Regions from separate parts of the Homo sapiens genome. Here region 1 is linked to region 2. A link is an interaction called in ENCODE POLR2A ChIA-PET data of the cell type or tissue named here. Cell type or tissue: MCF 10A. All regions are shown on one strand.

What was found. ChIA-PET counts read pairs that join two places held together with the same protein. Peaks named below come from ENCODE experiments on the same cell type or tissue, not always from the same donor. Only the 100,000 strongest peaks of a DNase experiment are listed, where the experiment ranks them.
Region 1: POLR2A ChIA-PET joins it to region 2 with 5 read pairs; 5 of 35 experiments call an interaction of 5 or more read pairs at or near these places.

What each region holds. Positions count from the first base shown.
Region 1 is chr14:96,084,146-96,089,145 of GRCh38, forward strand. It overlaps C14orf132 (chromosome 14 open reading frame 132), which reads left to right. Exons shown (of 2, transcript NM_001252507.3): 2 at 2,366-5,000. The coding sequence ends at 2,590. Among named protein-coding and RNA genes, the nearest start is that of C14orf132, 47 kb to the left of the region's middle. RefSeq lists an enhancer at 1,879-3,078. In MCF 10A, a CTCF peak has its summit at 2,820; DNase peaks (open chromatin) are centred at 1,476, 2,096 and 2,716.
Region 2 is chr14:96,253,655-96,258,654 of GRCh38, forward strand. It overlaps BDKRB1 (bradykinin receptor B1), which reads left to right and starts at 2,556. Exons shown (of 3, transcript NM_000710.4): 1 at 2,556-2,646. RefSeq lists an enhancer at 1-51. In MCF 10A, a CTCF peak has its summit at 2,991; DNase peaks (open chromatin) are centred at 2,107 and 2,977.

The DNA.
Region 1 (5,000 bases), 170 kb before region 2:
GATCCCATTCGTGGAGTCCAGGGAGACATCTGTCTGAGCAGCCAGCAGCATGGGCCTGGTGAGAGAGAAGAGACAAGAAGCAATGAGTGGGAAGGGACAGGAACGCTGGTTAATTCCTGGGAATCTGGCAGGGGTCGCGGGGGGATGTGGGGGCAGAACAATCCCCTGCAGCCCCCGTCATGCCCAAGAGGAAAAAAGCACAGCTTCTCACACTGAGCCTGCTTTCCAAGAGGCCACCAGCAAATGTTGGTGGCTTTACCTTAGCCTGGAGGCCTTCTGTTGTGGACAGGTTGGGCAAAGGCACCGATGATGTCGCCTGGGGAAGGGGAAGCCTCCCATTAGGCTGGCATGTGTCTGATGCACCCACACCCCATCTGACCTGCAATTCTTTTATTTACACTTATAATTGTATTTTTAGCATAAAAAACTGTTGTAATATTCTTGTTTGCATTGGTCATTATATTTAATTGAAATATAGTAATAGAATATGTTATACATATAAGAAGTACTCATATAAAAATGTACCCCACGAGGGGTGAACACAGCATGGTAACCTGCAGCCCCCACTCAGAAATTGCACCTGGCCTGCCCTGAGCCCCATAGCAGTCCTTTCCAGTCACTGCACTCTCTAGGTCAATAACTGCCCTATTCCATCCCCTCAAGGACAGCACCATGTTAGGAATATAGGTGCCGAGTGCCTCCTGGCAGGAGTCCATCAGAAGCAGATGCTCAAGGGCCACCTGGTGACCTGGTAATGGTCATCCTTTAAGAGGAGGCCACTGAGACTCAAGGCAGGCCAGAGAGCTTCTGAGCAGCAGCTGCCCAGGCACGTGTGTGCCTCTCATGTTCCAGGAGCCTGACCCTGAAGCCCATGGGGCTGCATGCAGAGCCGGGAGTGCCTGGGCTCACAGTCAGACACTCGTGGCACTCAACCCTGACACCACCACAGATTAGTGCTATGGCCTTGACCTCTGCTTATCCACCTGTAAAATGGGGTTGCAGTATTAGCCTCCACCAGGATTGTTGAGTGATTGAGAGTATTTTAATGTCTCTAGCACAGCCCCTGACCATAGCAGGAGCTCCACACAGAATACTGTCTCATGCGGTGCTCGGTAACTGTGCATCCGATGCAGGCCTCACTGTGTCATGTTCATTCATTCAGGTTCCCTTCAAAAGAAACATTGATTATGGGCCAAATAGGTGTCAGTGCCAGCCCAGGAATGCACATGCATATTCTGCCTCTGGAGAGGGCCTGGGAAGCCTGGACATGGGCCTCCTGGGCTGGGGCAGGAAGGGGCCTCCTCTTCACTGCTGTGTCCGGGATCACCCCCTCCCTTGGAGCACCCCACCTCCCACCTGAAGTCTGAGCAGCAGAGAACCTTTAAAAACAGAAATAGGAAGTTCTGATTCATGAATGCAAACATTCTGGCATCCCGTGTGCAGTGATGTGCGGCGTGGGCGGTGGGAATTAGGGAACCTCTTCTAGCGTATTTGTTCCTATCCACCGGAAGGTATACAGTGTTCATACTCATTGACTCAGAAATTGTGTGTCGGGGAGTCTGCCCTAATAGATAACAATGTGTGTACCATGATGCATGTACATGCTAATGGATGTACAAGGATGTTGATCAGTGCATCATTTATCATAGGAAAAGTGGAAATTGCTAAATCTCCAACACTAGGGGAGTGGTTAAACTGTGGCTTATGTTCATGATAGAATAATACACAATTGTTAAAATGGAATTTTGATGGCCATTTTGAAACAGGGATTAAAAAACACGTTTAAATGTGTTTTCTCTCTGTCTCTGTCTCTCTCTCTCACTCTGTCTCTCTCTCTCTCTGTCACACACACACACACACACACACACAGAGGAAAAAAAGATTGGAAAGAAAAACCATCAAAATGTTAGCACTGATTATGTGGTGGGATCATGATTCTCATTTTTTATCCTGTTTTATATTTTCTTAGGGTTCTATGCTAAGCATATATTATTTTTAAAATTAGAAGAGGAATGAAGGCATTTTACAACCCATATCGTTATGGAGGAGCCTGGCATGGGGGGAGGGGAATGGCTGGAGGGGTTGCTGTGAGTCCTGGTGAGTCACCAGCTAGCTGTTGGGTGAGTTCCTTGATGCTTTCATAGTAGCGTGGGCATGAGAATGTCTGCCTCAAAAGGCTGCTGTGAACACTGATTTTTATAAATTACCATCAATGATAAAACCACAAAAGCAAAGCCCCATTTTGCAGGTGCAGTAGAGATCGTAGCTTCATGTGGGGTTGTTTGACCAGACCACTTCCCTTTTGCAGGGTACATCTGCCCAAGCCCCCATGGCCCTGGATAATTCTCTCTCTCCTTCTTTGCAGCTGCCCATGATGGGGGGAGCTTTCATGGACTCGCCCAACGAGGACTTCAGCACCGAGTACTCCCTGTTTAACTCCTCTGCCAATGTCCACGCGGCTGCCAATGGCCAGGGCCAGCCGGAAGATCCTCCTCGGTCCTCCAACGACGCCGTCTTGCTATGGATTGCCATCATAGCTACGCTGGGGAACATCGTGGTGGTGGGCGTGGTGTATGCCTTCACCTTCTGAGGACGGCACACCCTGCACCACCATGGGGTGAGGCTTGGCACGTAGCTCTGACTTGCTGTCGGCCTTTGGCTTCTCCTGTGTTCTAGAACCAGGAGTTTTGACCAGGGGCGGCGGCCGTCCTTCTGGAATTTCTCCCCAGCAGCCCTGATTTCAAATATCCCATGTTGTGGTCAAGCTGAGTCAGAAGACATGGAAGTATGGGCCTCCTGCCCCTAGAGGCATGACGGGGCAAGGCCTTCAGAGGGCAGATTGGGGATCCTTGAAACTACATTCCAGGAACATGGGACCAGATGAGACAGCTAGTTAAGTTTAAAACATAGACATGATTTGATGATCGCTTGCTGGTGGTAAATAATCACTCGTGTGTCTTGTTTTTATGCAAACTTATCGAACCTAGGGCGTGGGGTGCTGGGGCAAGAGCAGCCCTCAGAACTTCAGTGTTCCTGACCCAATTCTGGTTTCACATTCAGTCCCTTGGCCATCTAGTAGGGCCATTGGATGTTCCTAGTTTGACTTTGAAATGGCACCTTTGCCACCAGACACCTGGTCCCTTCCAAGACCCAAGTGCATTGGGAGACCCAGGGATGGGGGGTTACTGGTAATAGGTGGGGTTTCTGGGGGTGTTGTTGGTGGTTTTTATCTCCTGGTCGGACTTTCTCTTCTTTTTAAGAAGAGGAGAGGATGTCTTTAAGAGCTAGATGTGCCAGGCAGTGGACTCTTCAGGCCACCCACGTGAGAATGCTGTTTCTTCTCTGAGGAATCGTGGAATTTTAAAGATGAACAAGATTCACATCCACTGAATTATTCAACGGATGGGTCAGAAAGGGGGGTGATTTGCCTGTGGTCACCAGGCAGGTTTGTGGAGGAGTCGGAACAGAAAGATGTGTCCTCACTCTCAGCTCACTGAGCTCTCTGCCCCAACTAAGCACTTCCCTGAGGAGGTTGCTGAGAAGCTGCCCTCAGGAGAATGTCCAGGCATCTTGAAGGTGGGTGCGAGATTGGCAGGCTGCTCAGATACCCGTCCTTTACATTCAGTGTGGATACCGTGCATTCTCCTGAAGCTGTGAAAGTGCTTCTGCCCAAGCCACTTCCTTAAATTCTGAAATATCAGCATCTGGGGTCCTGGCAAGCAAGGAAGCTTCCAAGTAAAAACCAGAGAGAAGGGCACACTTTTCTTTCTTCATTAGGAAATCTTATTGCACAGGAACCACCCCCACCCCCACCCCCCACACCTTCCCAAGGCAGCATCCCAGTGCAGATAGAGTGGGAAAGGTCCCAGAAGGGGGCTCACTCACCTCTAGGCCCAGAGAGGCTTTCTCCTCACTTTATACACTGCAAAAACAGAAGAATTGTGTCAATAACACCCTCTGTAGTGGAGAAACTTAAAAAGCTGGTTAGGAAGCTCTCGTGTATATTTAGAGACAATTACAAGAAAGCTGGACTTGCCGCTGTGGTCTCAGGAGAAATGAGTGTTCTTGATGACAGGCAAAGGGACATCTTAGTTGTCCAGAAGCGGCACTCTTCCCTGGAAGCCGCCATGTTAATAGGATTACTAGCCTGGCTCCAGACAGTGCCTGCTCATGGCTGCCAGTTCTTACCGATCACATCTGTCACTGCCACCGTATATCATCTGCCAGTGCATCAGCTTAAGGGGAGGTCACGAGTGCAAAAGAACCTGACCCTTGACAATGAGGGAGAAGGGACATGGACCACCTGTCTGGAATTCCTGGAATCACTGGCAGGGTGGAGGCTGGGCTGGGGAGTTAGCCGCGGTGTGCGTGAATGGCTCTGTCTCCAGCAAGTCTCTCTCCATCAAACCCCAGGTCTGCCCCATAAGCAAGATCTTTAACAGATGGATGTCTCCATGAGAAAACCCAAGGCGAGAAGCCCAGAGCCATGGCGGGGTTGCTTGACGTCCTCATGGAGTCACTCTGCCCCACATGCTCAAATCTTCCCTCTGGCCCCACATCCCTAGGAGGGCCTGACCCCTGTAAAGATACAGGAGGCAGCTCCCTGGCCTCCAAATGGCCCATGGAGATGGCAGTCGGGAGACAGGGTTCTGTGTTTGCTGCGGTGAAGGGAGGAGAAGGCAGGAGGAAAAAGGATGGCTTCTAGCCCTGAAGAGGACTCCAGCATCCCAGGCACCGGGTGCTTCTGGCTGCAGTTTTCCCTATGGAGGCCCCTCAGCCTCCAGCCCTAACATAAATGTCGGTTAAATTCAGTTTTCAAGCCTCTCTCCCTTTTCAGTGTCAGAGCAGTAGATGGTCCAGGGCATTGGAGGCCTCGACCACTCTGCATTGCAGATTACAGTGACTTCCTCGGGGTTGCCCCATCTTGGTCTCCTGTGGTTTCTTCATCAGCTTTTTTTTTACCAGCATCTCTCAAATAACAATGAAGATAGATATGCCCA
Region 2 (5,000 bases):
AATTCTGCCCAGCTGTGGCTTTCTGTCCTCCGTCTACAATTGGGAGAATACTGGAGACATCAGATGTCGTGTAAGGACTAAGAACGAACCCTGGAGAGGCTCAGCATCTGGGTGCTATTTGTAGAGGTCTGCTGGGTGACATGTACTAGAGTCTTTCATTTTGAAGAACCTGCTGGATATGACTAGAAAAGTAAAGGAGAAAAAAACTCCAGGACTGATGGATGAGAGAACTGAAAAGTGGCCCTTGATGTCACAGTGGGCACTGGGACTGCATGTCCCCAGGGGCTGCAAACTCCAGAGCTCACCTTCCCTTGAATACACATCCAGTATGGCCCAAGCCCACGCATACTACAGGGAGTCCAGCCTGCCTGGAGTGCCCCCTCACTAGTATTTAGGACACCCCAGGGAAGGTTGGCCTGTCCTCTATTTCCAGAGGCAGGCCTTTATCCTCTGTGACCACCTCTTCACCCAAGTACCCAGGGGACTTCATCAAGCACAGCACACATCAGACTGTAAGGTTTAACCAAACCTTATAGAGGCTGTGGGAATTACAAACAACTAAATTCAGAAAAGGCAAGCATTGGCCGGGCACGGTGTCTCACGCCTGTAATCCCAGCACTTTGGGAGGCCAAGGTGGGTGGATCACCTGAGGTCGGGAGTTTGAGACCAGCCTAACCAACATGGAGAAACCCCGTCTCTACTAAAAATACAAAATTAGCTGGGTGTGGTGGTGTGTGCCTGTAATCCCAGCTACTCGGGAGGCTGAGGCAGGAGAATCGCTTGAACCCAGGAGGCGAAGGTTGCAGTGAGCCGAGATCGCTCCATTGCACTCCAGCCTGAGCAACAAGAGCGAAACTCAGTCTCAAAAAAAAAAGAAAAAAGGCAAGCGAAGCCTCAGAAGAGGGTCCTCAGTGCCTACCCACTTCTTAGTCCCCTGCTATCTTCTGCCACACTATAGGGACCTGCTTTTCTTTCACAGATTTGGGGTCCCCTCCCCCTGCCCTCAGCCCCACTCCCTTGGCCCCAGAGACAGTAGGAGACCCTCTGCTCCCCTGAGCCCGGGCCTGTCTCGCATTTCCCGTGGAGATGAGCAACAAGGGGAAACGTGGGTCTTCTTAAAGAACTTTCCTTTCCGCCCTCCACCACCTTGGCAAGGCAGCCAGATGCATCTCCGAAGTCCAGCTCACTCAGGCCAGCTCTCTTCACAGACTGTCTTCCAGCAAGAGGCAAAGCAGAGATGAGACCTGCACGTGCTCTTTGTGGCAGAGCTGGCCTTATACGCACTCCTGGGTGAATAAACAGGGAGACATCTCCTAAGAACAAACGCTTCTCAGAAACAGTATAGTCTAAACTCATACTGAAGGGAGAATAAGCCAGCCACGGGCTGGAGAGACCCCCGCCTACATTACTAAGTAACAGGAAAGGCTAAGATTTGGAGCCTTCCTCCGGTTCAGATCTATCCCGGGAGTAATGGAAGATGCTTGCCTGTTGACAATTTTTTTTTATTAAAAATCCCACCCAGGAGGTCTCTCCTGATAGGAGGGGACCATCCTATCCTCTAAGGCAAATTCCAGCTTCTTCCCTGAAATGTACATCCGCTACTGAGCCTCAGAATGCTATTTGTTCCACCTACTTCCACAGTTTTAAGGTCTTCAGCAACAGGAGAAGACAGCAGGAAAACTTGAAGTGCAGTTGGCTCCCGCTGAGATGTCACTAGCAGAAAAAGGGAACACAAGCAAAAGGCAAGATTCTAAAGACAGAGGTGACACCTTCTGCTCCAAACATTTGGAGGGTCACCTTTCCAGAAGTCAGACTCGAAGTCCTGAATTCTGGCATGAATGAGTTCTCCTACGTGTAGGGGGTGGCCTGGAAAGATCTTAATTTGTAAGTTGACAGGTAAGGGGCCTTCAGTTGGAGAATCTTGTCACCTGATTCTCAAAGCCAAAAATATCTTACTGTCTGAAACATGAGGTCTTGAGTAGTTCAACTTGACCCATGCAGACATAATTTGAGAGACGCCAAGGAGGATTAGGAAAAAATGTATCTGGTCTTACTCAACTCTGAACATTGCATGAGTCAAACGTTTTCCTAGCTCTCTGTTTGTGTGATGGGTCCACTCTGATGGATTCTTGGCGATGTATCTTTCATGACCAAAATTCAAAAGAGGCCATTCGAAGTGGCTCCCACAAAAGCTGCTGCAGAGCCCCAGACATTCAGAAGCCAATAGTGAAGGGGCCAAAAGCCATCCCTCAATGTTCACTGACACTTTGCGAGCCTTGGGGCAAGTTGGCGATGTCAAAACATGTTTTTAGGGCGTGTTTGCCAACATACAGGTCTTGGGCAGGATTGCAGACCTCTGCAGATGGTACCAAAGTAAAGGGGGAGATGGTAGCTGAATAATCTCTTATCATCCCTAAAGTGCAAAGTGAAATGAGAGTGGATTTTTCCTTCCAAATCCACTTGGAGTGAGTCCCGAAAGACTCACTTTTGCGGCAATCCCCACAATGACATCACTGGAGCGGAGGTTATATAATTTAAAGCAACCACATCTCCACAGCACTTCCCAGAAGAGAAAACTCCTCCAAAAGCAGCTCTCACTATCAGAAAACCCAACTACAGTTGTGAACGCCTTCATTTTCTGCCTGAGTAAGTAAATGACCACCTTTTTTTTTTCTTTTATGAGAGTACAATATGAGAGGAAATCTGTGTCTCTTAGAAAAACAAAAAACTTCCTTTTACACCTACCTATTGGCAAAATTTTCCACTTCTGTGAGGGTACTTTTTAAAAATAATTCTAAATCAATTTAAGAGACTTTTATTTCATGCCTAGTTTGGGTCTTAATTGCTTTTCCAGAACAGGAGGAGGAGGGAAAGGTTTTAGAACTCGTAGGAAGGTTCCAGTAGCTCCTTATATCAAAGTCAGGTGAAACATGTCAGGGCTGAATGCAGCCACCAGAGTTCGCATGGACTGACCAGTTACAGCCTGCAAATTCTGAATCATAAAAATTAAATTAGTCTCTCTGGGATGGCTTACAAGATTTCATAAGACCAATAACTGGTTGGGTTATTCGTGGCTTGAAAGTAGCATCTTACTATGTGACCGTGCTGATGGTCTTTAACATCTGTGGCTGAATTTCCAATGCCTTTAACATCACCATGCTGTTGAAATTGGAGTTAATTTGAAGAATTAACTAATTTGTTGAAGAAAGTCACACTGTCTCATAGCCTAGGTTAAAATGTGCAGAATTCAGAAAATACCACACAGGAATTACAGAATTGCCATCTCTTGTAGACTTGCCCAGTGCCCCTTCTGAGTTCTTCAAATAGGGTCACATATTACTAACAATATCCAGAGATATTGTTTATTGAGCACCTACTATGTTCCAGGCAAATATCAGAGCTAAAGCTGAAAACTGGCAAAGGAAGATTTCTCCTCTCTAGCCAACTTTATAAACACAGACAGCAGCAGGTGAGGACAATCCCTTTAAAAATAAGCCCCATGTGAGCAGACACATGCTGTGGCTGCAGTGGCCCCAGCCACCTCCCCGTCCTGGGGATGGGGGCGGTGTCCACTGACCTAATCAGGTTCGAGCTAAAGTCCCTGCGTAGCTGGTCGTCTCTGGCTTCCTGGGCAGGGTGCAGCCTCACCCCCGTGCTGGTTTCCTAAGGCTGCTATAATTAATTATCACAAAGTGAGTGGCTTAAAACGATGCAAGTTATTATCTTACAGTTCTGGAGATCAGGAGTTCAAACTCAGTCTCGCTGAGCTAAAGTCAAGATATTGGCTTGGCTTTGTTCTCCATCCCCATGATTCAATTATCTCCCACCAAGTCCCTCACACAACACGAGAGAATTATGGGAGCTACAACTCAAGATGAGATTTGGGTGGGGACACAGCCAAACCATATCAGTGCTCAACACCCTCCCATCTCTTCTCAAACTCTCAATGCCCCAGCCCCTCCACCACAGGTCAGGACCTCGCCTCCTTTCTCCCTGAGAAATCCCAACCAATCGCCGGGGAATTCTACAGATTCCCACCTGCCAGCCTCTGTCACCATAGACCTCAGCTTCCTGGCCATCATCAGAGATAGCTAGGAGAGGGATGGTCAGGCCATGTGTGTGCACACTGCCGGGGCACCCCAATAGTCAAAAATTATTTCCCCCAAAAATTAGTATTTACAGGTAGAAAGAGAGAGGAAAGAAGGAAGGAAGGAAAGAAGGAAGGGAAGGAAGGAAGGAAGGAAAGCAGGATGGGAGGGAGGGAAGAAGGGAGGGAGGAAGGGAGGGATGGAGGAAGGAAGGAAGGAAGGAGGGAAGGAGGGTAGGGAGGGAAGGAGAGAAGGAGGGAATGAAGGGAAGGAAGGAAGGAAGGGGAAAAAATCCAACAAAATGGTTATATTATATTGATGGTGTTATAAAGTAGTTCTAGATAAAAACTATTTTCAAAAAAGTCTTTAAATATATATGCATACACCTATGAATATTAAAGCAAAAGAAAACATGTTTATGTTAATCAACTGAACATTTAAAAATAAGATAAGCAAAATAATTGTTCTTGTTGTATATTCACATGCTACAGTTTCTTGTACCTGACTGATACCCTGTCACTGGCATTTTTCACAAGAATGTATTTTCTTCAGTGGGGTCTTGTTATTTTTAATTTTTCCATATAATTGCCTGAAATCTTTTTTCCACAAATTTTACAATTAACAAATTTAAATTAGTACCTTCAATTGACTCTTCTCTTGAACCATAATATATTGAGAAAATGTTCCCTGTGCAGGTTCTGAGTGATAAGCTCTCAGCAAATTCTGCCAGGCAGAGGCTGTTCTCAAGTCCAATTCTTTGCATATGGAATTGCATAAATATTTTAGCCCAGATATTTTCACAGGTGCTGTCTTTGTGCCTTAGTTTGGAATGTAGTGGTGCGATCTTGGCTCGCCACAACCTCCGCTTCCCAGGTTCAAGCAATTCTCCTGCCTCAGCCTCCTGTGTAGCTG